Regions from separate parts of the Homo sapiens genome. Here region 1 is linked to region 2. A link is a loop called in an ENCODE intact Hi-C map of the cell type or tissue named here. Cell type or tissue: tibial artery. All regions are shown on one strand. Links, peaks and the distances in the headings refer to the core of each region. The heading gives the core; the rest is flanking DNA.

Region 1 (15,996 bases), core at 4,784-12,783, 130 kb before region 2:
AAATTGTATACAATCTGTAAAAATTGTATTCCATAAGAATGTGACAGTTGAGTACGGTTTTTGGGGGGCTTTTTTGGTGTACCATAATAATGTCATCTGGTTTCTTTTCTGAACATCCAGTCACCATAATGTCCGGCTTGTAACTTTAGTAGATCGTAGATTGTATTATTTTGGTATCCCCAACAGCTCTTGTACAGTGCCTTGCTCATAGAAGGTACTTAGCTGTTTAGTAAATGCCGTTTAAAAAAAAAATCCCGATCCATTTTCTTTTCTTTTTTTTGGGGGGGGGTGGTGGGGGAAAGAGTTTCGCTCTTATTGCCCAGGCTGGAGTGCAATGGCGTGATCTTGGCCCACTACAACCGACTGAACACCTCCTAGGTTTAAGCGATTCTCCTGTCTCAGCCTCCCAAGTAACTGGGATTACAGGCGCCCGCCACCACGCCCAGCTAATTTTTGTATTTTTAGTAGAGATGGCATTTCACCACGTTGGCCAGGCTGGTCTCAAACTCCTGACCTTAGGTGATCCACCCGCCTCGGCCTCCCAAAGTGCCAGGATTATAAGCGTGAGCCACCGCGCCTGGCCTGAATAACCAGAAGTCCTAGATTTCCAGGGACATTCCAAATTTCAAGTAATCTTTTCAATTCACAAATCAGGACCCAAATTATTCCAATTTGCAGTTCATCTTTCATTTATCAATTGTGCATACTTTTAAGATAAAAGAGCACCACGTGGGGGAGATAAAGAGCCAAAGGAATATGGTAAGAGGGGCACTGGATAGATTAATTAGTTTATCTTTTTTTTTTTTTTTTTTTTTTTTTGAGACGGAGTCTTGCTCTGTTGCCAGGCTGGAGTGCAGTGGCATGATCTTGGCTCACTGCAGCTTCTGCCTCCCAGGTTCAAGGGATTCTCCTGCCTCAGCCTCCCAAGTAGGTGGGACTACAGTTGTGCGCCACCATGCCCAGCTAATTTTTGTATTTTCAGTAGAGACAGGGTTTCACCATGTTGGCCAGACTGGTCTGGATCTCCTGACCTCGTGATCTGCCCGCCTTGGCCTCCAAAGTGCTGGGATTACAGGCATGAGCCACCGCGCCCGGCTCTTTTATCTTTTGAGACGGTCTGGCTCTGCAGCCAAGGATGGAGTACCGTGACACAATCACAGCTCACTGCAGTCTCGACCTCCTGGGCTCAAGCAATCCTCCAGCCTCACCCTCCTCAGTAGCTGGGACCACAGGCATGCACCACCACACCTGGCTAATCTTTACATTTTTTTTATAGAAGTGGAGTCTCGCTATGTTCCTCAGGCTGATCTCAAACTCCTGGCCTCCCAGAGTGCTGGGATTACAGGTATGAGCCACTGCACTCAGCACCAAAATAATTTTTTAAAACTATATACCCCCTGGCCAGACGTGGTGGCTCACACCTGTAATCCCAGCACTTTGGGAGGCCGAGGCAGGCGGATCACGAGGTCAGGAGATCAAGACCATCCTGGCTAACACGGTGAAACCCCGTCTCTACTAAAAATACAAAAAATTAGCCAGCGCAGTGGCACGTGCCTGTAGTCCAAGCTACTTGGGAGGCTGAGGCAGGAGAATCACTTGAACCCTGGAGGTGGGGGTTGCAATGAGCCGAGATAGCGCCACTGCACTCCAGCCTGGGCGACAGAGGGAGACTCCATCTCAAAAAAAAAAACAACTATATACCCCCTAGGTGTATCTTTAAAGTTTTTCATCATTAGCGTAGTAGTAGCAAATTATGAAACTTTCAGCATAAATACTGACATTTAAAATTAAAGCTGTTAGGTCATTATTTTAAAGTTTTCCAATAGAGTATAAATACCTCAAAGATTTGACAGCCACAGTGGTAGCCCAGCCTCCAAGATGGCCCCCAATGATGCCTGCTTCCTCTTCTACACTGGGCCATAGTTGGTCTGTGACCACTAGCATGCAGCCGAAGTGATGTCACTTCTGAGGTTAGGACACAAGAAACTCTGTCCTCCATCTCAGGTGCTCTCTTGCTTGCTTGTTTCCTCTTGAATCACACACTCTGGGGGAAGCCAGCTTTCATGTCATGAGAACACTCAGGAAAACTATGGAGAGGTCCAATAGAACAGGTCAGCAGCCAACAAACACCAAGGAGCTGCCAAAGACTATGTGAGTGAGCTTGGAAGGAATTCAGCCCCAGGCAAGCTTTAAGATCACTGCAGCCCCTGACCTACCATCTGACTATAACTAAGCTACTCCCAGATTCCTCAGCCTCAGAAGCTGGGAGATAAGTGTTCGTGGTTCTAAAGCTCCTAAATTAGGGGTAATTTGTTACACAGCCACTATCATCTGTTCAAAAAAATACGTAAACAAGTTGATGGGATCCTGGGTTCTTAACACCTGAAGTGATGCTTTTAATTTAGGATTTAATAAAGATAATTAAAAATATTTCCTGAGGTTCCCCAATCCCATGCTGTGGAATTAATTATTCATAATTTAGATACCGCAAGTGAATTTAAGAGTAAACATTTGCAGTTATTAAACACATGAGCCACATATGGTTCTGCAGTTAACTACCAAACCCACACAAGTACCAGTAAAACCTTGTCTAAATGACCAGAGAACTAACTGGTTCTGGCTGGGTGTTTTGTTTCCTTCTATCTATTTCTCTAGCTCTATTTCTCTTATTAGCCAATTTTGTCTTACACCAACCCCACCAGTTTTTATAGATGGATAGAGCCATCCTCACTGTTTCTAAAATGGTAATTATTCCTGCATTTGTATGCTTTTTTGCTGATGAACAAATCTGTGGAAAGCAGTCGCTTTAAGTATGAGTCAACCCACAAATAAGACAACAGATGCCACTTAATGAAAAATAGGACTTTATACAAAGTCATGTGCCAAGAACTCTAATTTCTAAGGTTTTGGTTAAGAAATTTTAACCCATTTTAGAAAAAATCAACCTTTTTTTTTTTTTTTTTTTTGAGACGGAGTCTTGCTCTGTCGCCAGGCTGGAGTGCAGTGGCGCGATCTCAGCTCACTGCAACCTCCGCCTCCCGGGTTCAAGTGATTCTCCTGCCTCAGCCTCCCGAGTAGCTGGGACTACAGGCATGCGCCACCACGCCCAGCTAATTTTTGTATTTTTAGTAGAGACGGGGTTTCACCATATTGTCCAGGATGGTTTCAATCTCTTGACCTCATGATCCGCCCACCTCGGCCTCCCAAAGTGCTGGGATTACAGGCATAAGCCACCGTGCCCGGGCAAAATCAACCTTTTAGAAAAATGACAAATATGCATGGGACAAAGCAGAGACATCTGCAGATCCTCACTGATGAACAGATGATTTTGGGGGGAATTTTTTTTAATTGTTATAAAGTCTCCTTTCTTTCTTTTTTTTTTTTAGAGACAGGGTTTCACCATGTTGCCCAGGTTGGTCTCGAATTCCTGGGCTCAAGCGATCCACCCACCTCGGCCTCCTAAGGTGCTAGGATTACAGGTGTGAGCCACCACATCCCACTGATATGAACCACCATTGTGTGCAGAAGTATCATACATCCTACATATTGTATGCCACATAAAATATGGAGCTGTGTCTGTTCTTTTCCTTCTTAAATCCCTGCCTCTCTCCCTTGAGATCTCGGGGTAATTGAACCACATGAATAACTGAACTTAGAGAGCAGACTAGATAAAGAGAACAAATGGAAACTTGTGCTGGTTTGAAATTACCTCAGGTCTGAAGTGGCCAGAAGTCATTACTCTTGGGTTGACAGGCCCCAGAGAGGAGACTCTCACCAATTACCCTCCAGTTCCACAGCAGCCAGAGACCTTAATTGAAAAGCTGTTCTACTTAGGGCTCTTCAGAAAAACCGAACTTGATTGTTCAATGTTTAAATTCTGAAAATTTTACTAATATTTTAAGAATTATACCAAAGAGATACACATTATACCTTTGGCCTCAAAGAAATTATACTCTAAAAGATAGATATATATAAACACACAAACACCCAAATGCATCAGGAAAAATAAGGATCATGGATTTTTTTCACGTTAACTTTTTGGGTTTGTGTTTTTTTTGAGATGGGGTCTCGGTCTGCCACCCAGGGTGGAATGCAGTAGCACAATCTCGGCTGACTACAACCCCTGTCTTCTGGGTTCAAGCGATTGCTTGTGCCTCAGCCTCCCGAGTAGCTGGGACTACAGGCGTGCACCACCATGCCCAACTAATTTTTATATTTGTATAACAGTGGAGATGGGGTTCCACCATGTTGCCCAGGCTGGTCTTGAATTCCTGGCCTCAGATGATCTGCCCACCTCAGCCTCCCAAAGTGCAGGGATTATAGGTGTGAGCTATCACGCCTGGCCCACATTAACTTTTTAAAATAAATTTTCATTTTAGAAAAATTTCAGATTTACCGAAAAGTTGCAAAGATAGTATGGAGTTCCTGTTTCACCCAGCTTCCTAAATGTTGACCATGATGATCATGGTATGTTTGTTAAACTAAAAAAATAATACTGGTACAATACTAGTAACTAAACTGCAGACATTTGGATTTTTTTTTTTTTTTTGAGACGGAGTCTTGCTCTGTCACCCAGGCTGTAGTGCAGTGGTGCGATCTTGGCTCACTGCAACCTCCTTCTCCCGGGTTCAAGTGATTCTCCTGCCTCAGCCTCCCAAATAGCTGGGACTGCAGGCTTGTGCCACCATGGCCGGCTAATTTTTGTATTTTCAGTAGAGATGGGGTTTCACCATATTGGCTAGACTGGTCTCAAACTCCTGACTTCAGATGATCTGCCTGCCTCTGCCTCCCAAGTGTTGGGATTACAGGTGTGAGCCACCACACTGGCCGGATTTTTTTATTTTTTAATGTGCCTTACGGTCTTTAAGAAATTTTGGGGCCAGGCACAGTGGCTTACTCCTATAATCCCAGCACATTGGCAGGCTAAGGAGGGATTGCTTGAGCCCAGGAGTTCAAGATCAGCCTGGGCAACAAATAAAAAAAATTAGCCAGGCATGGTGGCACATGCCTGTGGTCCCAGCTACTCAAGAGGCTGAGGCTGAGGCAGGAAGATCACTTGAGCCCAGGAAGTCAAGGCTGCAGTGAGCCATGTTTGTGCCACTGCACTCCAGCCTGGGCAACAGAGTGAAACCCTGTCTCAAAATAGATAATTAAATTAAATTTAAAATTATGATAAAATACACATAACACAAAATTTACCATCAACATTCAATACATTTACAGTGCTGTGCAATCATCACCACCATCTGATTCCAGAACATTTTAATCACCCCAAAAGGAAACCCCATACCCATTAAACCACCTTTCCCCCTCCTCCCAGTCCCTGGAAGCCACTAATTGGACTGCAATTTTGTCACTAATGTCCTTTTTCTGTTCTAGGATCTAACCCAGGATACTACATTGCATTTAGTCACATTACTGTTATACTCTTTAGGTCAAATAAAGCTATTTTAAATATTTCATTCTCGGCTGGGCACGGTGGCTCACGCCTGTAATCCTAGCACTTTGGGAGGCTGAGGCAGGTGGATCACCTGAGGTCAGGAGTTCAAGACCATCCTGGGCAACATGGTGAAACCCCGTCTCTACTAAAAATACAAAAATCAGCCAGGCGTGGCAGCATGTGCCTGTAATCCAAGCTACTTGGGAGGCTGAGGCAGGAGAATCACTTGAACCTGGAAGGCAGAGGTCGCAGTGAGCTGAGACACTGCTACTACACTTAAAAAAAAAAAAACAAAAACTCTGCAGAAGCAATAGTTAATATACTTAGTGGTGTTAAAGGAAACTGTCCAGCTCAATCCCTCACTCTCTCTCCTTTGAACTAGTCCCTATCATTCCCATAATACCTGAAGTGACTTTCTTACCTCTGCTTCCTCTCCACCAGTACCTCTACCTGTCTTCCATAACACCAGCTAAATGTCTCCTATCCATGGGCTTTTTCTTGGTTCTTTTATAGCCCGTCCTTCATTTTATCTTGCATTGTTGCTTCTTGATGGTATTTTGGTATTTTCTACCAAAGCACAAGTTCGTAAAGGTGAGGACCCTACTACCTTCCATATCAAATAAGTGTTCTGCCTAAGGCAGTTAACAGTTATTTATGAAACAAATATCATTATCTGACATACAGCCAGATACCTCACAATTTCCCTCATCTAAATAAATTAGACAATTTAATGCTTATAGCGGCAGAATTGTGTCTCCCCTGCCCAAGAAAATAAGTTCAAGTCCTAACCCCTGGTATTATGAATGTGATCTTATTTGGAAACAGGGTCTTTGCAGATGTAATCAAGTTAAGATGAGGTCATACTGGATTAGGCTGGGCCCTAAATCCAATGACTGATGTCCCTGTAAGAAGAGAAGTGACACAGAGACACACAGAGAGAGCACCGTGAGATGATGGATGCAGAGATTAGAGTTATACACCTACAAACTGAACACCAAAGAGCGCCACGACACCAGAAGCCAGGAAGAGGCAAGGAAAAGACTCTTCCCCTGGGCCTTCAGAGGGAGCATGGCCCTGCAGACACCCTGATTTTGGACTTCTGGCCTCTAGAACGGAGAGAATAAATTTCTCTTGGTTTTTATTTTATTTATTTTTATTTTTTATTTTTTGGTTTGTTTGTTTTGTTTTTTTGAGACAGGTTCTCTCGCTCTGTCACCCAGGCTGGAGTGCAGTGGCGCCATCTCGGCTCACTGCAGCCTCGATTTCCTGGGCTCCAGCAATACCCCCACCTCAGCCTCCTGAGTAGCAGGGACTACAGGCACATGCCAGCCACCACGCCTGGGTAGTTTTTTTAGTTTTGGTAGAGACAAGGTTTCCCATGTTGCCCAGGCTAGTCTCAAGCTCCTGAGCTTAAGCAATCTACCCCACTGCGGCCTCCCAAAGTGCTAGGATTACAGGTGGAGCCACCGCACCTGGCCATTTATCTTATTTTAAGCTATCCAGTTTGTGACAACTTATCACAGCAGCGCTAAGAAAATATTACAATGCTTATGGAACACAGCCTAAGGTTACCTCCCCTTCTGCCCTTCTGCCTTTTCTCCTGAAATTCCTCTTGCCTGGAATATCCTTGCTCTATGTATCCAGCTATGAAAAACCTAAGCATCCTTCACTGGCATCTGAACGTTCTACTCACTGGCATCTGAACATTCTGATTTGTAGATTGCAGGTCTGCACCATTTTTTAGTAGTCTTAGTCTTTTAAAGATCCCATTTATTTTGTCACAGTTCTGGAGGCCAGAGTCCAAAATCAAGCTGTCAATTATGCAAATATTTGGTCCTTCAAAGCCATTCTTACATAGGGTGATGGAGTCAGGTAACCAGCAGAGAGCAGGGAGACTGTAAAATTACATCTTTTTCTATTCCTGGCTACTTCTGAGTTCTGATAGTAAATCTCTTGTGATTTAATCATTATTCTTTTTTGTTTTTGAGACAGGGTCTAGCTCTGTCACCCAGGCTGGAGTGCAGTGGTGTGAACATGGCTCACTGCAGCCTCGACCTCCCGAGCTCAGTGATCCTCCCACCTCAGCCTCCTGAGTAGCTGTAACCACAGGCACGTGCTACCAGGCCCAGCTAATTTTTTTTTTTTTGAGATGGAGTCTCGCCCTGTTGCCCAGGCTGGAGTGCAGTGGCGTGATCTCAGCTCACTGCAGCCTCTGCCTCCCAGGTTCACCCCATTCTCCTGCCTCAGCCTCCTGAGTAGCTGGGATTACAGGCGCACCACCACATCCAGCTAATTTTTGTGTGTGTATATATATATATATTTTTTTTTAGTAGAGATGGGGTTTCACCATGTTGGCCAAGTTGGTCTCAAACTCCCGACCTCAGGTGATCCACCCACCTCAGCCTCCCAAAGTGCTGGGATTACAGGCGTGAGCCACTGCACCCAGCCAATTTTTTAATTTTTTTATAGAGATAGGGTCTTGCCTTGTTGCCCAGGTTGTTCTCAAACTCCTGGGCTCAAGCAATCCTCCCGCCTTGGCCTCCTAAAGTGCTGGGATCACAGGCATGAGCCACTGTGCCTGGCCTGATTTAATTCTTCTTCTTCACCTGATCCAGTTTTCTCCATGAAGACTTGAGACCAAGTCACAGTAGGTTTGGACCCAAATGTATGCTGCTCCTCTCTCCCCATGTTCTTTGCTTCTGTTCTTAGCCTGGGGTAAAGTCCTCCTTGTCCTGGGCCAGACATACTGTCAAGAGAAAGCTTGGTATTGGACTGACTCCATTTAAAGAACCTTATTTTATGAATCTGTCCCAGGAAAATATAGTAACTCGTTAACAGTTTTGAATGATTTGTTCTTTGCTTTTTGGCAAATTTCAGTTTATCCTTGCTAGAGGGAAAACAATAAAATCCACAAGTAATTCCCAATTTTCAACCTAGCCCAGCAATTTAACCTCCTCACTCACTTTGCCAAGGCTACTAATAAGTAGCTGTGTGCCTGGCCTGCTTTCCTTCTCTCCTCTCCCTGGTCCTGCCCATTGGCAGGGAGCCTCTTGTGAGTCATAAGATGACCAAGAGATCACACGGCGAGAGACTGAAAGAAAAGCAGCAAAGCCCTGGGTAATCAAGGCCCTAAACGGAAAGTGTCAGGATCTTGGGGTAAGTGGCTTTTATATCTTTGAAACTGCTCAGTAATTTTCCAGAGAGATGTTGGTTGGAACCCAGTGGAGTTGTGCCCCGCCCATAGTTAATGCTCAATAAGTTTATTAAGTCAAGAAACAAATTTAGGCTTGGCGAGTCCTGCCTGATGACAGGTAAACCCATCCTTATACAAGAATGGATCATTTACCCACCTCGCTTAGGAAAAAGAGGAGGTTATCAGGTTGTTAAGAAACGGGGCCAGGTCCAGGGCCAGGGCCGGGCACGGTGGCTCACACCTATAATCCCAGTACTCTGGGAGGCCAAGGTGGGTGTATCACTTGAGGTCAGAAGTTCAAGACCAACCTGGCTAACAAGGTGAAACTGTCTGTACTAAAAATACAAAAATTGGCTGGGCACAGTGGCTCACGCCTGTAATCTCAACACTTTGGGAGGCCGAGGCAGGCAGATCACCTGAGGTTGGGAGTTCGAGACCAGCCTAACATGGAGAAACCCTGTCTCTACTAAAAATACAAAATGAGCAGGGCGTGATGCCACATGCCTATAATCTCAGCTACTCAGGAGGCTGAGGCAGGAGAATCACATGAACCCGGGAAGCAGAGGTTGCAGTGAGCTGAGATGGCGCCATTGTACTCCAGCCTGGGCAACAAGAGCAAAACCCCTTCTCAAAAAAAAAAAAAAAAATTAACTGGATGTGGTGTCATGTGCCTGTAACCCCAGCTGCTCGGGAGGCTGAGGCAGGAGAATCGCTTGAACCCGGGAGGCAAAAGTTGCAGTGAACCAAGATTGCACCACTGCACTCCAGCCTGGACAACAGACAGACCAAGACTCCGTCTCAAAAAAAAAAAGAAAGAAAAAAAAAGAATCTGGGCTGGACACAGTGGCTCATGACTATAATCCCAGTACTTTGAGAGGCCGAGGCAGGAGGGTCACTTAACCCCAGGAGTTCAAGACCAGACATAGTGAGACCCTGTCTCTACAAAAAATAAAAAAATTTTTGTAGATTTTTTATCTACAAAAATCTGGGCGTGGTGGTGGATGCCTGTGGTCACAGCTACTCAGGAGGCTGAGGCAGGAGGATCACTTGAGCCTGAGAGGTCGAGGCTGCAGTGAGCTGAGATCGTGCCACTGCACTCCATCCTGGGTGACAGAATGCAACCCTATCTCAAAAAAAAAAAAAAAAAAAAGAACCTGCTAACCTGCTACTCTAGACCCCCTGCCTTGAGGACGGTGGCATTCACATTGCAGCTATTGTGAAAAATGTCCCCAGAGTTTACAGGCTACAAGCTAACAGTGGCACTCCGACTGGGAGCCCAGAGGGCAGGCTCTAGGATCCTGATCAATGAGATCTGCTTATGAAAACATCTTAAAACCTGGACTACAGAAAAAAGCACTCTTGCTTCCATACTGTTCAGATTATGTATGCAAAACGAGTAAGAACTGCCCAGCCAGTGTGCCTCTCTGCTTAATATAGAGCTTAGAAGTCCTCTAATTCTGTTTTGTTTTGTTTTCTGAGACAGGGTCTCACTTTGTTGCCCAGGCTGGAATGCAGTGGTATGAACATGGTTTACTGCAGCCTCGACCTCCTGCGCTCAAGCGATCCTCCCACCTCAGCCCACAGAGTAGCAGGGACTACAGGCACATGCCACCATGAGGTTTTGCCATGTTGCGCAGACTGGTCTTGAACTCCTGGGCTCAAGCAGTCCTCTGGCCTCAGCCTCCCAAAGTGCTGGGATTACAGGTGTGAGTCAGAAGTTCCCTAATTCTGATATGTGTGGTCACTACGCAGTTCTGTGCTTTGCTTCCAAAGGACTGATCACCTTGAAGAACCAGAATATAAAGAGGTTACGTTGGGGGAACATTACCATTTATTTATTGGCTTACTCTGAAAGACAAGTAAGTTAGTGCAGAATCACAACGTTGGCTCATTATTGGTATCATGGGCAGCCTGCAATGTTTGCTCATCATATCTATCTAGTTATATATTGATTATTTACATTCTGCTTTGTTCAATAAATAATTTGAAAGCATACATCCATTAAAAACTTCAGGGCCGGGCGCGGTAGCTCACACCTGTAATCCCAGCACTTTGGGAGGCCGAGGTGGGCAGATCACGAGGTCAGGAGATCAAGACCATCCTGGCTAACACAGTGAAACCCTGTCTCTACTAAAAATACAAAAAAATTAGCCAGGCGTGGTAGCAGGCACTTGCAGTCCCAGTTACTCGGGGAGGCTGAGGCAGGAGAATGGCGTGAACCCAGGAGGCGGAGCTTGCAGTGAGCTGAGATCGCACCACTGCACCCCAGCCTGGGCAACAGAGCGAAACTGTGTCTCAAAAAATAAAAATAAAAAATAAAAACTTCAGTTAGGCTGGGCACAGTGGCTCACACCTGTAATCCCAGCACTTAGGGAGGCTGAGGCAGAAGGATTGCTTGAGCCCAGGAGTTCAAGATTAGCCTGGGCAACATAGCAAGAACCCATCTCAAAAAAAATTATAATAAAAATAAAAACTTCAGTTAATAACATAGATGCGAATTTGAAATATACAGAGGAATGTGGTTGCCATCTAGTCCGATGATGTTTTCAAGCTCTTGTGTTTTGGGGTTTTTTTCTTTTAGCTATAGTACCCTATCTGCAAAATAAATCTTTTGCAGGATCGTATTGTATAAAATGGATGAAAACAGAGCTATTGGGTTTGAAGCACTCCTGAACCCTCTCATGGAACCCTATGTCTTCCTGGAGTCTACAGAGCTATTGGGTTTGAAGCACTCCTGAACCGTCTAGTAGAACCCTATGTCTTCCTGGAGTCTACAGAGCTATTGGGTTTGAAGCACTCCTGAACCGTCTAGTAGAACCCTATGTCTTCCTGGAGTTTACAGAAAAAGAGACTCAGGGATTTTCCCAAAGCACACTGCAAGTTAGGGGCAGGAATGACAGCCCAGACCTTCTGGTTTCCAGTCCAGGGCTCAACTGCCTAAACAGTGGCATCTCTTCAGGCAGGCCCTGTCAGAGGCAGGTTAGTATTTTTATTTTACTTCTTTTTTTGGTAGAGACAGGGTCTTGCCATGTTGACCAGGCTGGTCTCAAACTCCTGGCCTCAAGTGATCCTCTCACCTTGGCCTCCCAAATTGCTGAGATTACAGATATGAGCCACTATGCCCAGCCCAGGCTAGTTTTTTTTTGTTTTTTTTTTTAAAAGAAACTGTCTTGCTCTGTCACCCAAACTGGAGTGCAATAGTATGATCACAGCTCACTGTAGCCTGGAACTCCCCGGCTTAAGTGATCCCCCCACCACCTGAGTAGCTGGGACTACAGGCGCATGCCACTAGGCCTGGCTGTTTTCTATATTTTGTAGATACAGGGGTCTTACTATGTTGCCTAGGCTGGTCTTGAACCCCTGAGATCAAGCGATCCTCCTGTCTTGGCATTCCAAAGTGCTGGGATTACAGGTGTAAGCTATTGTGCCCAGGCCTCCAGGCTAGTTTTTGATTGCCACCTGACAGATGAGTTTGCAATCCAACATTTGCTGGTAACAGGATCATCCACCCAGCACAATATACTCAAAAGGAGCAGCTGGAAGGCTAGTCATTCACTAATTGCCACCTCCAGTGTCTCAATAACGAGGCATTCAAGTTGAGCATTTAAGGCAAAATTCAAAGAAATTAGACATCTATTTTGGGAGACATGAGAGGGCACAATGCTTTCCTACACAGATGAGAGCTCTTAACTCTTTGTGAGGTAGAGGGATATTTGCCTTTAAGAAAGTAGGTGGATGAGGCCAGTCATGGTGGCTTATGCCTGTAATCCCAGCATTTCGGGAGGCCAAGGTGGATGGATCGCTTGGGCTCAAGAATTTGAGACCAGCCTGGGCAACATGGCAAAACCTCATCTCTATAAAAAACACAAAAATTAGCCAGGTGTGATGGTGTGAGCCTGTAGTTCCAGCTACTCGGGAGGCTGAGGTGGGAGGATCACTTTAGCTCAGCAGGTGGAGGTTGCAGTGAGCTGTGAACCACTGCACTCCAACCTGGGTGACAGAGCTGTACCCTGCCTCAAAACAAACAAAAAACCCTGGCCCGGCACGGTGGCTCACGCCTGTAATCCCAGCACTTTGGGAGGCCAAAGTGGGCAGATCACTTGAGGTCAGGAGTTTGAGACCAGCCTGGACAACATCATGAAACCCCATCTCTACTAAAAATACAAAAAATAAGCCGGGCATGGTGGCAGGTGCCTGTAATCCCAGGTACTCGGGAGGCTGAGGCATGAGAATCGCTTGAACCTGGGAGGCAAAGGTTGCAGTGAGCCGAGATCATGCCACTGCACTCCAGCCTGGGTGACAGAGTGAGACTCAGTCTCAAAAAAAAAAAAAAAATACCCAAAAACAAAGAAAACAAAACAAAACAAAAAACCCCAGAAAGTAGGGGGGTGGCGCAGCTTAATTTGGGTATATAAGCTCTCTTCATCTGATTTTAACCTATAAAGGACTCAGAAGAAAATCATTAGTACCCATTATTACATTAGAAGTAATATCTCCCCCCAAGCAATCAGGAAGTTTCTTCGCTTAGGATGGAATATGTTAGCAATAGGCTTTCCTTCACTTTAGGGAAGCTGCTCATTCTGCTATCTGGACAGCAGGAAGGAATTCTTGGCTGAAAATTCAGAAGTCAAGGGCAAGCCAAATCTTCCAAACCCTTTATCACTTAAGGCCTTCTAGTCATGCACAAAAGGAACCAATTCACGCTAAGCAGAAAAAGAGCTTACTGGAAGGCTATCTAGCAGTTCACATAATTGATGAGAAAGCTGAAACACCAGACTCAGAAAACAGGAGTCATGGGAAATGGGTAGTGGAGACTCAGCCAAAGCCATGCCCAGTGGTCTGGAAGGACATCACCACCAGCACTGCTACCGTGAAATACAGCCTTCTAGACACCACTGGACTGTCCATATCACCAAGAGTATATCCTCAAACATTCCTGCCTTTTTTATCCCTTCCCTCAGGATTCTGAGTCCTGGGTGGGAGCATCCAGTCAGCTGAACTTAGTTCACAAGCCTGCATTCCAATGGCCAGGTGATGGGACTCTGGCTCTGTCTCCTGCTAAGACTCATACAACAGCACGGGGGAACAAAGTTTTCAGATGTTCAGTAGGCAAATATCAGCAGTGTCCACTAGAGTTCCTTCTAACTTTAAGTCCTACAGCCAATTGATCTGAAAACAGGAAAAGGATGAGAAATAACTTGAATAGCACTACAGGGACCAAGCTGTAAAGAATCAGATCCTATCTCTGGTGAAGCCCTCCAATCATCTCCTAAAGATCTTTAATTTTGCAAAACCATCACTAGTAAGGGAGACTAATATCAAAGTGAACTTCATGAGAATCCATTTCTCAGGCATTTCTTTTTGAGGCAGGGAAATGTACCAATCTAGCTTTTTTTTTTTTTTTTGAGATGGAGTCTCACTCTGTTGCCCAGGCTGGAGTGCAGTGGCACGATCTCAGCTCACTGTAACCTCCGCATCCTGGGTTCCAACAATTCTCCTGCCTCAGCCTCCTGAGTAGCTGGGATTACAGGCACACGCCTAATTTTTGTATTTTTAGTAGAGACGGGGTTTCACCATGTTGGTCAGGCTCATCTCGAACTCCTGACCTCGTGATCCACCCACCTCGGTCTCCCAATTTATTTTAAGATGGAGTCTTGCTCTGTTGCCCAGGCTAGAGTGCAGTGGCACGATCTCGGCTCATTGTAACCTCCGTCTCCCGGATTTGAATCTTGACTCTTCATAGTTGAGTAACTTTGGACAAGTCCCCTAATCTGTAAAATAGGCATAATGCTTCAAAGGATTGTTATAGGACTATATGAGATCATTTACGCATTTTGCATGCAACAAATATTTGATGATGACAGCCATCAGGCTAGGTGAACAGAACAGAAGGACCCTGTGCCTAGCACATAATAGGAGCTCAGTAGATACCTCCTAAATGTACCTGGTTGTTTCATGCCTTTATAGTATTTTAATTTTTTTTCTTTTTTTCTTTTTGAGATGGATTCTTGCTCTGTCGCCCAGGCTGGAGTGCAGTGGTGTGATCTCGGCTCACTGCAACCTCCACCTTCCGGATTCAAGTGATTCTCCTGCCTCAGCCTCCCGAGTAGCTGGGATTACAGGTGTGCACCACCACGCCCAGCTATATAAATATATTTATATACATATTTGTTTCACCATGTTGGTCAGGCTGGTCTCAAACTCCTGACCTCAGGTGATCCACTAAGCTTGGCCTCCCAAAGTGCTGGGATTACAGGCGTGAACCACTGTGCCAGGCTGCATATTTCTTTAGCAATGTATGCTGAATTATGTAGTAATGAGAGAACATAATGTGTTATTTGCTTTGAAATGTTTCAGCAAAGAAAAATAAATTACCGCATAATAAAGAATTAAAGACCGGTTGCCATGGCTCACACCTGTAATCCCAACACTTTGGGAGGACGAGGCAGGCAGATCATGAGGTCAGGAGTTCGAGACCAGCCTGACCAACATGGTGAAACCCCATCTCTACCAAAAATACAAAAATTAGCTGGGCGTGGTGGCACACACCTGTAATCCCAGCTACTCGGGAGGCTGAGGCAGGAGAATCACTTGAACCCGGGAGGCAGAGGTTGCAGTGAGCCAAGATCACACCACTGCACTCCAGCCTGGGCAACAGAGCGAGACTCCATCTGAAAAAGAAAAAAAGAAAAAAGAATAAAAAGAACTAAAATACTATAAAGGCATGAAACAACCTGGTACATTTAGGAGGTATCTACTGAGTTCCTATTACGTGCTAGGCACAGGGTCCTTCTGTTCTGTTCACCTAGCCTGATGGCTGTCATCATCAAATATCTGTTGCATGCAAAATGCGTAAATGATCTCATATAGTCTTATAACGATCCTTTGAAACATTATGCCTGTTTTACAGATTAGGGGACTTGTCCAAAGTTACTCAACTATGAAGAGTCAAGATTCAAATCCAGAGACATCTGACTTCATTTCCCTTCATTAACAACCATCTAAGGAAGTTCCTATTACTTTGGGAACTCCTAGTAGCAGGTGGTTAAAAAAAACTCCTGGACAACATACTATGCTATTTGAATCATCCTACTTCTTACGCGTTCCTCCAGGATGCACTCTTCTCCCATTCTGAAACTGACAGTTCTCTTTACAAACTGTGTATGTTTCATTCCTGGATTGCATCTGAGCTGCCGCCATGGAACGGGCATTGAGTTTTAGCGTGTGTGATGTCCCATGTGTTCATTTTGTCTCCCCACACTATAAACTTGAGAGGCAAGGCCAACTCTTTTATGTCTTCAAATGCTTTGCTGCCAAACACAGGATTGGAAATGGCCAACAAAGACTAAAATGCTACTTCTCT
Region 2 (15,996 bases), core at 3,194-11,193:
AGACAAAACGCAAAAACAAAGCAATGAAAGAATGAAGCAACAAAAGCACAGATTTATTGAAACAAAAGTACGCCCCACAGACCGAGAACACTCCAATAATCAGCACGCAAGAGTGGGGGGTTATAGACTTTTCTGGGGTTTAAATACCCTCTAGAGGTTTCCCATTGGTTACTTGGTTTACACCCTATGTAAATGAAGTAGTGGCCCACAACCAGTCTGATTGGTCGTGGAAGCGACCAATCAGAAGCTGAAATGAAGTTACAAAGTTATACCCCTATGCAAATTAAGACTAGGCCCACGACCAGTCTCATTGGTCGCAGGAAGGGACCAGTCAGAAGTATTTTCATTTTTCATCTGTGAGGCAGAAAAAGGGGAGAGGGGTTACAAAAAGGAGTTTTTCCTTTTGATTCAGTTCTGGGAAATCAGTGTGAACCCGCCTTAGGTTCCCTGCCTCCAGACCGTATTCTCCTGCCTCACCTGGGTCAGAAACTCTCAAGCCTTGAACCTGGTGCCTAGAAGGAACAAATATATATCCTCTTTGGGGAGGCGTCTTTATCAATGGGTGGCAAATTATTCCTTTTGAATACAATGAGCAGACCTGTCACAGACAATTAGGCTCTCACAGAAAATAGGCAAGAACCAGAGTATTAGAAGCTATAGTGACTAACAAAATCAAATGCAGGCTTGAAGATTCTTTAGGCAATAGGAATCTTTCAGAAGTCACATAGAAAATTTGAGAAAGAACCTCATAGAACTTGTAGAAATAATAAAATGCAATAATTGAAATAAAAACCAAAAGGACGGATTTCATAGCAGTTTGTACATAGCAGAAGAGATATATTAGTGAATTGTAAAATAGGTTAGAAAAACGTTTCCGGAGTGCAGCATGGAAAGACAAAAAGATGGAAGATTCCAGTGACAAGGCAAGAGATATAGAGCGAAAAAGCCCAATATAGGCTGAAAGCCTAGAAAGAGAAGAGAAAGACAATGTGGCAGAGGTGATATTTGAGGAGATCATGGCTGAGAATTTTGTGGAACTAATAAAAGGCATCGATCCGCAAATTAAAGAATCACAGTGAATCCTAAACTGGATAAATAAAATGAAATCTACACTGCAATACGTCACCGTGAAACTTCAGAAAAACCACCAGAAAGTGATAACCTGGGAAGTAGCTAGAGAGAAAAATGCACACGAGCCAGAGGGACTGAGAGCTGACTTCTCAAAGCAACTCTAGAAGCCCAAGATAACAATTCAACGGGCTGGCAATAATTGCTAACTTAGACTCCCACACTCCACACAAACGTCTTTCAGAAATAAAGACAGTTTCATACAAGGACAGTTGAGAGAGTTTGTCACACAAAGACTTAAATTCTAAAGGATGTACTTCAGTTAGAAAAAGGATAATTCCAGTTGGAAAGTCTGTGGTACAAAAGGAAATGAGGAACAAAGAAACTGGTGAATGTGTGAATAAATCTAAATGAACACAGACTACACTAGGCAATGATCATAATGTCCTGAAGGGCTTAAAAATAGAATTAAAATACATGAAAACAGTTGCAGATAAGTTGAGGGAGGAATAAATGCAGTTAAATGGAGAGGGGAGGGCTAAAATATTGATTAATGTTAGACTTGGTTAAGCTAAGAATGCATGTTGCAATTTCAACAGTAAACTCTGAATAAATGGAAACAGTGTATGTAACTTCCAAATGAATAAAAGGGAAAAGTAGAATGCTAAAAAATAATCAATCTAAGAGAAGGCTAGATATGAGAGAAAAAGAAACATAAAATAGGCAGGACAACTAGAAAGTATAAAGATAGAGAGCCAGGTGGCCAGGTGCGGTGGCATACACCTGTAGTATGTACTACTTAATGGCTGAGGCAGGAGGATCCCTTGAGCCCAAGAGTTCCAGGCTATAGCATGTGCCATGACTGTGCGTGTGAATAGCAACTGCACTCCGGCCTGGGTAATATAGCAACACTCCATTTCTTTAAAAAAAAAAAAAAAAGGCAGATTAAAAAACACTTTTTATTACAGGAAATTAAGTACCACAAAAATAGGCCAGGCATGGTACCTCACACCAGTAATCCGGACATTTTGGAAGATTGAGGTAGGAAGATTGCTGAAGCCCAGGAGTTTGAGACTAGCCTGGGCAACACTGTAAAACCTTGTCTCTGAAAAAAAAAATTAAATTAAATCAAAATTAGCCAGGTATGGTGGTATAGGCCTGTAGTCTAGCTACTTTGGAGCCTGAGGCAGGAGGATTGCTTGATCCCAGCAGCTCGAGGTTGCCGTGAGCTATGACCGTAACACTGCATTTCAGCGTGGGCAACAGATTGAGACCCTGTCTCTAAATAAATAAAAACAAAATATACAGAATAGTATAATGAACCTTATGCATCCATTATTCTAATACTTAACAGTCTAGTTTCATTTATCTTTCACACTTTTTCCTAAAGTATTTTAAAACAAATCTCAGACATCATGTTATTTTATTCATAAACATTGTAGAGTGTATTTTTATTAAAGACTTTAAAATTATAATACTAAAATACCATTATCACAAAAATGGTATATTTAAATAGAAATATATCAGAAATTATGTAAAATGTAAATAGATTAGATAATCTTGTCTTTTTTTGTTTGTTTGGTTTTTTTGAGATAGAGTCTTGCTCTGCCGCTCAGGCTGGGGTGCGATGGCACGATCTCGGCTCACTGCAAGCTCCACCTCCTGGGTTCAAATGATTCTTCTGCCTCAGCCTCCTGAGTAGCTGGGATTACAAGCATGCACAATCAAGCCAGCTAATTTTTGTATTTTTAGTGGAGACGGGGTTTCCATGTTGACCAGGCTGGTCTCAAACTCCCGACCTCAAGGGATCCGCCCACCTTGGCCTCCCAAAGTGCTGGGATTACAGGCACGATCCACTGTGCCCGGCCTAGATAATCTTGTTACAAAAGACAAAAATCGTGAAACTATTTGTTTTTTTTAAACCCACTGTATGCTATTTACATCTTAAATAAAAGGATTCAGGAACGTTGCAAGTACATAATGGAAAAAGATATGTAAATAATAACCAGAATAAAATATGTGCAGATAATGAAAGAAAAAGATGTTTTACATACATGATAGAGAAAAGGTGGGCAAAGTTCTAACGCCAACAGCTTCTACTTCCCAGGAGTTGGATCCACATTCTTTTTTTTTTTTTTTTTCATTTTATTTTTATTTTTAGAGACAGGGTCTACGGCAGGAGGACTGCAGTGGTATGATCATAGCTCACTGCACCCTTGAACTCCTGGGCTCAAGTGATGCTCCTCAGTAGCTAGGACTACAGGCATGAACCACCACGGAGTTTTTTCGATTTTTTGTAGAGGGCGTCTCGTCAAATTGCCCAGGCTAGTCTTGAACTGGCCTCAAGCGATCCTCCCGCCTTGGCCTCTCAAAACACTGGGATTGCAGGCATGAGAGGCTGCATCTAGCGAGCTAGGAGTAAACCTTAGCTCTGCTCACAAATGAAGAACAAGGACTTAGGAAGCTGACTGGCTGGCCAGAGATGCTGCTGATGAGGGACAGAGGCCCCAACACTCAGAGGAGTACCCCTTCCACTTGCCGCGAGGCCTTCCTAGGCCTGAGAAGGGGAAGGTAGGGGGGTTTCTGGGAAGGAGATGGAGGCTCAAACTTTTGTTAACAAGATGGACTTCTTCGTCCCTGTTATAGATAGAGCTTGGGGGTCATTAAGAGCGAGGGCAAGGCTGGGCACGGTGGCTCACACCTGTAATCCCAGCACTTTGGGAGGCCAAGGTGGGTGGATCACTTGAGGTCGGGAGTTCGAGACCAGCCTGACCAACATGGAGAAACCCCCGTCTCTACTAAACATACAAAATTAGCCAGGTGTGGTGGCGCATGCCTGTAATCCCAGCTACTCAGGAGGCTGAGGCAGGAGAATTGCTTGAACCCGGGAGGCTGAGGCAGGAGAATTGCTTGAACCCGGGAGGCTGAGGCTGAGGTTGTGGTGAGCCAAGATCATGCCATTACACTCCAGTCTGGGCAACAAGAGTGAAACTCCGTCTCCAAAAAAACAAAAAACAAAAGCGAGGGCAAGAGTGGGGAAGCACTGGCTCCAGTGTTCCTTCACAAACGACAACTGAGAGGGACAGGAAAAATAAATGCTGTGTGCCCCCTTGGTGTTCACGCTCCTTGAGCTCCTGTTGGTGAGGTCTTTCCTGGTGGAGGGCAGTGGGGAGGCAGTGTGAGAAGGGGGTGCTCAGGCCTTGGCCCCAGGCAGGAAGAGTGCAGCTTAGTCCCTTTGGCTCCTTTGTGGACTCTGTGGCCCTGACACCCCAGGACCCCAGGCAGGTCCTGAGGCAACCTCGGAATATTTTGTTTCAGGTGCTTCCTGCAAATCAGCCTCAATCTGATTTCACTCGCGCGGTCTAACAACAGAAAGGGATTATAGGAAGGAAATGCGGCCCCTGGGGGATTCAGAATCTGTGGCTCATCCAGACCAGTCCAGATCCATCTGAGAGGAAACCAGTGTAGCTTCACAGCGAGTCCTAGCAGATTCCTCCCCAGTTACGCCAGCCTCCTCATGCTGGCCAGAAGGAGCTGGGATGCAGGATCCTGAGTTGAAATTCAGCCTCATGGACACAAACAACATTAGGTTACACACACACCAGCACACACACACCCACGTACACATCCCCACTTGGGCCTAGTCAAATAAATATACAGACCTTTTAGTTTCACTCCCTCCTCAACCAAGACTTGAGTTTTAGCTACACACAGACACACACACACACACACAAAACCACTTGCATACACAGACATACTGTGCTATTCCAATAAGCTTCCCTTCCTGGGTTGGTGGTGGGGACCAGCTAGTGATGGCGGGAGTGGAGGTAGCAGAGCCTGGGGCTCCCCCTAGCCTAGCAGAGTGATGAGAAGCAGGACCCGTCCAGGAAAAGAGCCACCCACCCACTGCAGCCAGCAGCCTCGCTCTTCCCAGTAGGGAGGCACATGGAACCCATCGTGCTTAATTTTCCTAAAAAAGGTTTCTCTTCAGATCATATAAATCTTTTGCCTCTTACTAAAAAGCCAAGTGCAGTGAGATCGCTCTCACATGAAAGCTGTCATGAGTCCAGTTTACTCTGTGCGTCCTTAATGTGACGCCTGAGGGCAGTCGGTGCTGTGGAAAGCACAGGCTTCGGAGCTAAACCCACCAGATTTCTGACCTGGATTTGATGCTCGATTTGGTGCTCTCCACCCTCTGAGCCTCAGTCTCATCACCTGTAAAATGGGGATAGCATAGCAACCTCATTCATAAAGGATGGTTCCTGGAACACAGTAGTTGCTCAATAAATATTGATTTTATGTCTTCCCAAATTTCTGGCCTTCAAATGACATCTGCTTGCCTGGGTCTTTAGAGCCGAGAATGGAGTCCTGAGACCAGCAGAGACCTCACCTTTGACAGTTCAGGAATTGAATCTTGTCACCCATCTCCCTCCCTCCCACCATTGCCTCACCTGGCTTGGCCACCATCTTCACAGTCCCTCTCTCTAGCCCCTCTTCCAGATTAAACTCTGTGGTTCAGTGTGAAAGGGCCAAGGGGCAGGGAGACAGTTTGAGGAGAAAGCCCAGGCCTGGCTGCCACTGGGAGGGACAAATGCAGGCTCCCCACAGCCAGACCTGACCCACGAGGGAGGGTGGGACACAGACTCTGGTGGTGTGCCCCCAGAGGTCACGTGAAGCTCTCAGGAGGCAGTGAACAAACAGTCCCTCCAATTTTTCTTCTTCTTTTTTTTTTTTTTTTTTTTTTTTGAGATGGAGTCTGGCTCTGTTGCCCAGGCTGGAGTGCAGTGGTGTGATCTCAGCTCACTGCAACCTCCGCCTCCTGGGTTCAAGCAATTCTGTCTCAGCCTCCCAAGTAGCTGGGACTACAGGTGCTCACCACTACACCCCGCTAATTTTTGTATTTTTAGTAGAGGTGGGGTTTTACCATGTTGGCCAGACTGGTCTCGAACTCCTGACCTCAGGTGATCTGCCTGCCTTGGCCTCCCAAAGTGCTGGGATTACAGGCATGAGCACTGTGCCTGGCCTCACAGTTTCTTTTGACATCACTGGGACACCTGACTTCGGGATCCAAGTGCAACACAGACGAACACACAGGCACATCGGGAGCACCAGGATGGTCAGGAACTTTGCATGACCAAGGAGACTGCTGGATTAATGAAATTGCACCATCTTTTGAAAGGGCCTCAAGGAGAGTTCAGTCCTGAGTTAGCCTTGGCATTAAAAATAAAACTGTACTTCTGTTCAGACTCATCCATTGCAGTGAGAATGATCTGGGTGGGCTTCGAATATCAAAAGCCTCCAAGGGGAATGGCTTAGAGGGTGAGCAATCTGTGATCTCACGTGACAAGCAGTCCAGAGCCATGGACTCCAGTTCTTTACTTTTTTCTTCTCTGCTGTCCTTAGCCCTCAGGTTGAGGCCCTTCCTGGCAAAGCTGCCCTAGGCCCAGATGTCACATATGCATGACAACGTCCGGGGACCATTTGCCCCAGCAGATTCCCTTTCATTTCTGATTGGCCGGCAAGTGGCTGAGGATCGTCTTACTCGCACCCTGGTGCTGGGCGCTGACCACCTCCCGAAGCACTTGGCCAGGGGGAGAGGATGCTGGACACAATCAGGTTCTCCTGGGGGGAGGAGGGAGGGAATGGCTGCTGGAAGGGTTCTACCGGGGACTCCTACAGCAGCTTGTTAGATCTCCTTCCTCCCAATTCCCTGAAGTTGGTGGAACAGGAAGAGGACGAGAAGTCATGTTTGTATGTTGTCCCCTTGGAATCTCTCAAAAATCCGCAATATCCCGATTTGAGAAATGAGCATCACAGAGAAAGCAAAGCGGTAGTTGGAAGCTGCCAAGCTTGTGAGCAACGAGACGGAATCCACGCCCAGGGCTTTCTAACGGCGGGGCCACGCCCTCCACACTCCACCTCGGCCCTCTGCCCTGCGATGGTGCAGAGACAGGGTGTGGTCAAGGGGCCTAGGGTGAGGGTCCTGCCAGTACTTTACAGGAAACTCCCCCTCTTTTAGCCTCATTTGTCAAAGAAAGGGCTTAGACACTAAAATCTTTTAAGTTTCCTTCTAGCTCAATCTCTCTTTGATTTAATACCTTCTAAAAGAGATTTGGGGCCCCAGAAAAAAAGAAAGCAAGAAAGCAACTGGCACTTCTGTGGTTGACTCAGCACAGAGGCCTGGACAGGCATCAGGAGGCTGGGCTCCTCCTATTTTGGGCCTCGTGAGTTCATCCTGAGGCCTGTGCCAGTCCCTGCGGTTTCTCATCTCTCCATCCTGGTCTGTATGACAAAATGGCTAAAAATACCGGGCTCCCCGCGGGCCCGCCACCCGGCTAACACCCTCCCTTGAATCAGCTCATTTTTTAGTCTTGGGTATGCTGCAGATGAGAGTCCAGGACAAGCCACCTTCGGAAGCTCTGACTCCCAGGAACCCCGCTTGGGTTGGTCCTTGTGCTCTGGTGGAAGAAGCTTGGGCGCTGTCCACTTCCTAGGCAGGTAACTTGGCATGTCTGAGCCTCAGTTTCCAGGTCTCCTCATCCCACAAATACACCTACAGATTGTGTGAGTGACAAGCCTAATCCTGCTGAGGGCTTGATCCGCGTAGATTCATGCTTACCCTGGACCCCTCGTCAGCTGGGTCCCTGCAGGAGAATTTTCTCCCAAGGAAAACCTGGGCCTGTCATCACTCAGGCCTGCACATTGACCCAGTTTCTCGCAGGCTTTCCTAAATTGCTTTCTGAAACAGTCACGAAGGTGAATCGTTGTGTGCAGCCACTGCAGGGACAAAGGCTGGCACGCTGGTCATCCCATTTCAGGTCCGTGTGTCCCATTTCACTGCACTGTCCTGTGCCAGCGCTGCCCAAGTCTTCGAGTGCTCCGTGGCCTCCCACCCCTGCCTCTCCGTGGGCGGCTTCTGTGAGGCCTCCGAGAAGCAGGAATGAAAGGTGACGTGAAAGGAAGCCGGGCTTGCTGTGGTCAGGTGAGGGCCAGCACAGTGAGTTTGAGAACATCTCACCTCCACAAGCAGGAGCCCTACAACCTTGGGACATTGTTTCATCTTCTGGACTCTCAATATTGGCTTTGAAAAAAATAAAAACACCCCTTTATCTTGTCTGAAGAAAGGAATATGAAAAAAAAATCCATCTCCTTTACATGGAAGATGTGAGGACCAGAGGAAAAAGACACACATACCAATTTTATTTTATTATTTTTTCTTTTGAGACGGAGTCTTACTCTGTTGCGCAGGCTGGAGTGCAATGGCACTATCTCAGCTCACTGCAACCTCCGCCTCCCTGGTTCAAGCGATTCTCCTGCCTCAGCCTCTTGAATAGCTGGGACTACAGGTGCCTGGCACCACGCTCAGTTAATTTTGTTGGTAATTTGAGTAGAGACGGGGTTTCACCATGTTGGCCAGGCTGGTCTTGAACTCCTGACCTCAGGTGATCCACCTGCCTTAGCCTCCCAAAGTGCTGGGATTACAGGTGTGAGCCACCGTGCCCGGCCACACATACCAAATTTGAGAGCTCAGTGTTTTGTCCATGACATGCATTTGCCAATGTTCAGAGCACCCAGTGGGTGCCAAGCCGGTGCTCGGGGCTGGGGTGGGCAGGGTGGGGGGAATTGCACTTCGCCGGACTGCGTGGTGCCCCCTTCCCCGGGAAGAGAGACTGGAACCATGCAGTTTCCATCACTGGGACAGAACCTACACGTCCTGTGCTGAGTGGCCTCGTATGCTTAGCTTGGTCAGGGGCTGGCGCTGCGGGGCCAGGCTCAGGGGCTTCATTCTCACTGGTCGTGGGCCTCCGCGCTGTTGGCTGCCACTAGAAAGCTTGTATGCCAGAGACTCCGGCTCTGAAGTTGGACTCCAGTCAATCTGCCCGTGCCCCTCGGGTTCCCCAAGAGCTTTCCATGTAGGAATGCAACTGTTCTCACGGAGCAAAGACAGAAGTGAGGGCCACCACCCTCTTTTCTCCTTTTCCTTTGTGTTTTATGCACATATATTAAAGAGAATAGCTCTAGAAGGTGTCTTGTAGAAACACAACAGCAGTTCCTGCCCCTGCTCCCTATTTCCCTCCTTGAAGTAGCCTCTTTCACTTTGCTTACTGATTTTTTTGTTGTTTGGTTTTTTTTAAGACAGGGTCTCGCTTTGAACACAGCTCACTGCAGCCTCGACCTTCCAGACTCAAGCGACCCTCCTGCCTCAGTCCCCCAAGTAGCCGGGACCACTGGCATGCGCGACCACTCCCAGCGAATTTATTTTTGTATTTTTAGTAGAGATGGTCGTCTTGCCATGTTGCCCAGGCTGGTCTTGAACTCCTGAGCTCAAGAGATCCGTCCACCTCGGCCTCCCAAAGTGTTTTTAGCTGATTATCGGGATGCCTGTCTATCTCTAGAAGACAGGCTTGCATAATTACTTTTTTTTTTTTTTTTTTAGACGGAGTCTCGCTCTTGTCACCCAGGCTGGAGTTTAATGGCGCGATCTTGGCTCACTGCAACCTCTGCCTCCTGGATTCAAACGATTCTCCTGCCTCAACGTTCAAGTAGCTGGGATTACAGGCGCCCACCACCACGCCTGGCTAATTTTTTTTGTATTTTTAGTAGAGATGGGGTTTCACCATGTTGGCCAGGCTGGTCTCAAACTCCTGACCTCAGGTGACCCACCCACCTCCACCTCCCAAAGTGTTGGGATATGAGCCACCCGCCCGGCTGCATAATCACTTTTTAATTTTTCAGTGTGGACCCCATCACTGACTTCTCATTCTGGAAGGTGGAAATTAAGCTCATTTTCCACCCTCTGCTACCCCTACACATGTGAATCCTTCAGTCAGGCCGAACCCCTGTTGTCTCTAAGGGATGGTACCACACCGTGTCCAGGAGGCCAAAGAAGAGACCCGGATCCAGTGAACGAAACGTAGGGTTTATTGAGGGCTTACCTACAGGACAGTTCAGGAGTGGCAGCTGGACAGGAGAACTGCTACTGTTTGTAAAAAGCGTGCAGTTTATGTAGCATTTTCACTTAGCAACCTCCACCTAGCAACCTTCATTTAACCCAAAACAAAGGGCTTCTCGATTCCTTGTACAACCTGTGTTCAAAGGAACGGACCAGGGGTTCAGATGCCATTTATAGATAAGGAGGGAATTTTCAGGTTGGCCACTCCAAGATTCCTTAGCTCAGAATGCAGAACACACACAGGGTCACTCTCAGGGTGTGCTTGAGTTATTGCTGTCAGGTGCATCTGCTATACACCTTCCTACACTCTTTCATCCCTATGGAATTATGATATAATTTTGGTTAGATTCATAGCCACCATATGTCATTAAGCCATGGAAATACTTTAGATCAGTTAAAAAATATAGTAAATATCATGACTAGTTTTCCTTCTCTACTCAAATTTTTGTTATCCTTGAAGTTAATAATTGTCTTTTTATGGTTTAATTTTCTGTGTGCTTATCACCAATTCAACTCCAAACTTTTCACCAGTTGTCTCAAGGTCCTCTCGAGACATTCCAATGTACCAGGCACTGCTAGGTTCATCTTCCTGAAATGGTCAGTCTCTCCAGGCACTTTCCTACCTGCGCCCTGTGTCCAGAGCGCACCTGTCATCCCAGCATCTGCCTGTGCCTCATCTAGGGACCACCCTCAGCTGCCTTTCCATGCGGGGGTGCTTGTTTTCTGTGCCCAGTGACTCTTTCTTGGGTTACCCCTCCTTTTAAAGGGGGGCATTCTCTAGAGGTTTCCCGAGAACGGAGTCATTGCAGGTAAGCCTTTTGGGTCCTTGTGTGTCTGAACGTGTCCTGTTCTAACCTCTCCCTGATGAATAGGTTAGCTATTTGTAGCATTCTAGATCATAAACCAGTATCCCTTGAATTCCAAAGTCATTGCTCTCCTATCTTTTAGTTTCCAGGGTTGCTATAGGATATCAAGCCCATTCTGGGCTGGGTGTGGTAGCCTGTAATCCCAGTAGTTTGGGAGGTCAGGGCTGGTGGATCACTTGAGGTGAGGAGTTCAAGACCAGTCTGGGCAACATGGCGATACCCCATCTCTACTAAAAATACAAAAATTAGCTGGGCGTGGTGATGCACACCTATAATCCCAGCTACTCTGGGAAGCTGAGGCATGAGAATCACTTGAACCCGGGAGGTGGAGGTTGCAGGGAGCTGAGATCGCACCTCTGTACTCCAGCCTGGATGACAGAGCGAGACTCTGTTTCAAAAAACAGGAAAAGAAAAAGAAATGAAGCCCATTCTACTTCCTAGCTTTTGGAAAGTGACCTGTTCCCGTCTCTGGAAGCTTGCAGGATCTTCTGTTTGTCCACAGTATTCTGAAATGTCCCAGAGATGAGGTCTGGTGTGTGTCTGAATGCCTAATGAGGAAAGGTGCACTCCGTGGCTCAGTTCTCTAGAGAAGACATTTCCAGTCTCTTCACCGAGGCAAAGACCCAGCTTCAGACCTCAGGTCTGCTATGGGGGCAGTGGTCTGAGCATTCAGCATTCATGTATTCGCTTAAACCTGCCATCTGTGGTGAGAGTGTATGTCCTCAACTGTGCCTGCATCCCCCAATCCCAAGAACCACTTTTACTCTTCTCCTGAGAAGAGACCTCCAATCTTCTCCTGGGGAGGGAAAGGGCAGGTGCTCATGAGTGAAGAGGGGACCTTGGGACTCAACTACTTTTCTGGATCCTTTGAGTCAATCCTCCTTATTTTAGTAACCCGTTTACTTGAGTGCCAGAGGTTCTTGATACTGTTGATTTCTTGAGAATTCCAAGGTGTGCATCTAGTTGGTTCTCAATTTTCTCTAGTGTGGGTTGGAGATTTTGCTTTCTGGGGCCTGCTAAGTCTGTTACCATTCTTCCATCTGCTTGCAAACATCGTGGTCTGCTCTCCTGTTATTTGTGTGTGTGCACGTATGTGTGTGCATGTGTGTGGTTGGATGTATGTCTGTGCATATGTGTGTGTGTGTGTGAATCTGTTTACTATCATTCTGGTGGACTTTTGGGAGGGAGTGAAATGAGATGTTCTGTCTGCCACCTTCCCCAGCAGCCTGGTTTCAATATTATGAACAAAGTCCAAAGGCCTCAGAGCACAGAGTTCACGCCACGAACCACCCAGTGGTTTTTCCATCACAGAGAGATGGTGAGCGCCTTTTCAGGCTGGGGGAAAGAGTTTAGAGAGAGTCTGAAAAGGAAGTAAGTGGGTTGCTATTGTGAGTCCCTGAGAGAAGGGTCAGAAGGCTGGCGAGGGTGAGGGTGGGAGCAGCACAGACCCCAGGTAGGTTGAGCAGGTGCTCTGCACGCTGTCTGGGACTCTGGGAGGAGAGGGCTGTGCAGGGCCTCTGTGCTGTCATGGAGCAGGATGGCAGGGAGACAGGGTGGCATGGTAGGAACAGCAAGATAAGGGCCTGAGAGATCCCTGCTTGCCGAGCGTTCCACAGCTGAGTGTTCCAGAAGACCGAGGGAGGGGACACCAAGAGGAGAAACTAGAAAACCAAGCAGAGTGAGCCCCACCTTAGGCTGAGGCCAGTGAGGGCAGAGGCCAGTGCCGGCATCAACAGGTGGGGACATACACTCTCCAGGGCACCAGATGACCCTCAGGAGAAGAGAAAGGGGACCCAGAGTCATGAAGCCATAAAGTTGTCAGAGCTGGGGGACCTGTAAGAAACATCCAGTATCCCAATTTTTATTTATTTATTTATTTATTTATTTATTTATTTATTGGGATGGAATTTCACTCTTGTTGCCCAGGCTGGAGTGCAGTGGCACAATCTTGGCTCATCGCAACCTCTGCCTCCCAGGTTCAAGCGATTCTACTGTCTCAGCCTCCCAAGTAGCTGGTATCACCCGCCACCACGCCTAGCTAATTTCTGTATTTTTAGTAGAGAAGGGGTTTCACCATGTTGGCCAGGCCGGTCTCGAACTCCTGACCTCAGGTGATCCACCCACCTTGGCCTCCCAAAGTGCTGGGATTACAACAGGCATGAGCCACTGCGCCCGGCCCCAGTGTCCCCATTTTAAAGAGGGGATTCGGGGGTTCAGAGAGGGAAAGAGACTTGTCCCAGGCTGCTTAGTCAGTGCAAGACACTGTTCTTTTTGCGATGTCCCTGAAGAGGGTTGATAGAGTAATGGTTTACTCATCCAGGAGTCCTATCCTTGGACTGACCCGGTTCTGTCTGTCCTGCTCTGTTTGTCTAGATCTTCATCAAAGTTATTTAGCTAAAGCTTATTTTCACCAGTTGCCCCAAGCATACGTCAGTATGGTCACGTGACTATACAAGGAGCTATTCTATATGGACCATAGGGGAGGGGCAGGCGTTCACCAACTGGAGGAGAAAGGACATCTGCAGCAGAAGGTGTTCAAAGGTGTGCACAGAAGTGAGGAGATAACGAACAGTATGTTTGGGGAACATAACTACCTTGGAGCCAGGATCTCACATTGTTCAGCATCCCGAGTGACACACTGAGTGGCCCGGGGCAGAACCGTGTGTTCTCGAGCTGTATGCATCATCATGGGCCCACCTGGGGGGACTTCTGATCTACACTTCTGCAGAGAACGTTCCCTACAGCCACGGACCAAGGCATCTGAAGAAGGCACATGCCTATCTGTGACTGGTTCCACAGTGACTCATCAGGTCTTAAGTTTTTTTAAAAAAGGCTGACTGAGGAGGTTTCCAGACCTGCACTTTTCCAGATGGTTCTGTGGGCTTTGGCCTGAGGTTGGGCTGAACCCTGCTGGAACACGGGCGATTGGAAAGGTTCACCGAAGAGTGAGAACAACTCCAAACCTTCTTCTACCCACCCCTCCAACATGAAAAAGTAAAAAGACTAGGAGAGGAAATGGAAACTCTAGCACTTCTCTTTTGGTGAAACCTTATGAAAATAAGTCAATTTCTTGCCTTTGTGCTTCCTTTGGAAAGACTTTTTAGCCTTTGGAGTCTGATGAAGCTAGGTATGAGTTTGGCCCCACTGCTGTCTGGCTAAGAGATCTTGGACAACTTACTTAACTTTTCTGAGCCTCAATTGTTGGGAGAATTGAGACAATGTAGGTGAAGTGCCTTCTGGGTCTATACTTGAGGTAGGATAGGGTTTAATATCAGTGTTCCTCTTCGTATTCCACTAAGGTAGCTTTTTAGCTTTCTTTGACAAGTCAGTTCTCTAGTTCTCCGTTTTCTCACTTGTAATTAGGACATCGGATTGGACATTCTCTAAGTTCCTCTCAGCGCCAGTATGCTATGACATTTTTTCTAAAATAAGGTTTGTGGACTACTTAGAACAGAATAACTTTAAGTGTGTTTTAAAAACACAGATTCCTGGGTTCCTCTCCAGACCTGCTGAAACTTGCACTTCCCTTGTGCTTCCTCATGCTTGGCAATCTCTGTTCTGTTTTACATCTTATCTACCTTGCCCATCTTTATAACTCAATCTAAAATCTCAATGCTGGGCTAATGGTAGGGCCTCAATATGTCCTTGATTACTACAACTCGCTGCCTAGACTGGGAACTACCTTTGCTGCCATCTTGGTTTCTTCGAGGGTCAGTCCTCTTGTCTTCAATATGTGTAGTGATTCCCCCAAAATAGAAGACAGCTCAGGTCAGAGAAAAAGCCTGGGCATCTATGAGGATGAGTGGGAAATAGGGAGTCTGGAAAAGGAGAGTTTTGGATCATGGACCCTCAGAGGCTCCTTCCCAGTCTGGAATCCTGAGACTCTAGTTTCCACTGAGGGAACTGATTCCACTGTGCTAGTTCACATCACCTCCTCTGTTTGTCAACTCCCAGCTTCCATTTCCAGTTTATTCCTTTCTCTTCATTACTACCTATGTGACAGACTGGTGCTGTGAGATTAGTGTGTTTCATGCGCATCCATTCTTTGTTACATCTTGAGATCTACTCTTATTTGTGCTCGCATAACCCTAGTCTATCCCCCGAACTACTGTCTGGAATCCCTCTGCAGGACCATTTCACAATTTATTTATGCCTTCTCCTATTGATGGTTATGTACATGGTTTCCAGTTCTTCCCTATTACAGACAACACTGTGATCACCCCCTCATACCTGTTGCCTTGTGTACTCAGGTACAAGCATTTATCTAAACACCTAGAAGGAGCCTTGCTGGGTTACACTTGCAGTTTCCCTAGATACTGCTGAATTGCCCTCCAAAATGATGGTGTCAATTTACACTCCCATCCATTGTATATGGGAAGACCCATTTCCCTCAACCTTTCCAACACTTGATGTTGTTAGACTTTGTTTTGCTAATCTGATGGGTGACCGTGGTATCTTGTTGTAATTTGCCTGTTTCTGATTCCTAATTCTGTTGAGTAAACCCATTTGGGTTTCTTCTACTGTAAATTACCTAGTCATATATTTTGCCCATTTGTCTGTTCCTTGTTATTTTATGGGAGTTCTTTAAACATCCTTGATACCAATCCTTTGTCTATCATGTTTTGCATATATTTTCCTCCAATCAATACTTATGTTTTAATTTTGTCTATGGTGTCTTTTATCGGTGACTTTTGAACAGGGGAGTTACACAGGGTTGAATTTTGAAAGACCTCTCTCTTAAACCAGAAGTGTATTGATAGAGCATATATAGATCCACAGAGCAATAAAACAGAGAAAAGACCTGTGCATATATGGGAACTGAGTTTACGATAGAATGGCATCATACATCAGAGAGGAAAGGACATACTATTTGATAAATGGTATTGAAGCAATTAGCTATTTATATGAAGTTTTAAATTCTGATGTGGTCAAATTTGATAATTTTTTTAGCCTATAATTTTTGCTTCTGGTGTCTGATTTAAGTATATTTTGTCTATGCCAATGTCATAAATATTGTCTTCAATGGATGTAGTGATTCCCCCAAAATAGAAGACAGCTCAGGTCAGAGAAAAAGCCTTGTAGTGAAACTACAAGTCTATGCTTGATTTA

What was found. Peaks named below come from ENCODE experiments on the same cell type or tissue, not always from the same donor. Only the 100,000 strongest peaks of a DNase experiment are listed, where the experiment ranks them.
Region 1: a loop joins it to region 2, with 2.3 times the contacts of the local background. A loop is called at or near these places in 16 of 110 quality-filtered maps.

The regions. Positions count from the first base shown.
Region 1 is chr2:9,557,115-9,573,110 of GRCh38, forward strand. It overlaps LOC101929643 (a long non-coding RNA gene), which reads left to right and starts at 7,968. Exons shown (of 3, transcript XR_922777.3): 1 at 7,968-8,596; 2 at 11,251-11,612. In tibial artery, for the core only: no CTCF peak of the experiment used is centred there; a DNase peak (open chromatin) is centred at 8,497; H3K27ac peaks cover 4,064 bases.
Region 2 is chr2:9,686,002-9,701,997 of GRCh38, forward strand. The region is part of intron 3 of LOC105373418 (a long non-coding RNA gene); the gene reads left to right. Among named protein-coding and RNA genes, the nearest start is that of YWHAQ, 63 kb to the left of the region's middle. RefSeq lists enhancers at 6,145-6,944, 7,098-7,157. In tibial artery, for the core only: no CTCF peak of the experiment used is centred there; DNase peaks (open chromatin) are centred at 6,950, 7,350, 7,780, 8,690 and 2 weaker places; H3K4me3 peaks cover 951 bases; H3K27ac peaks cover 1,955 bases.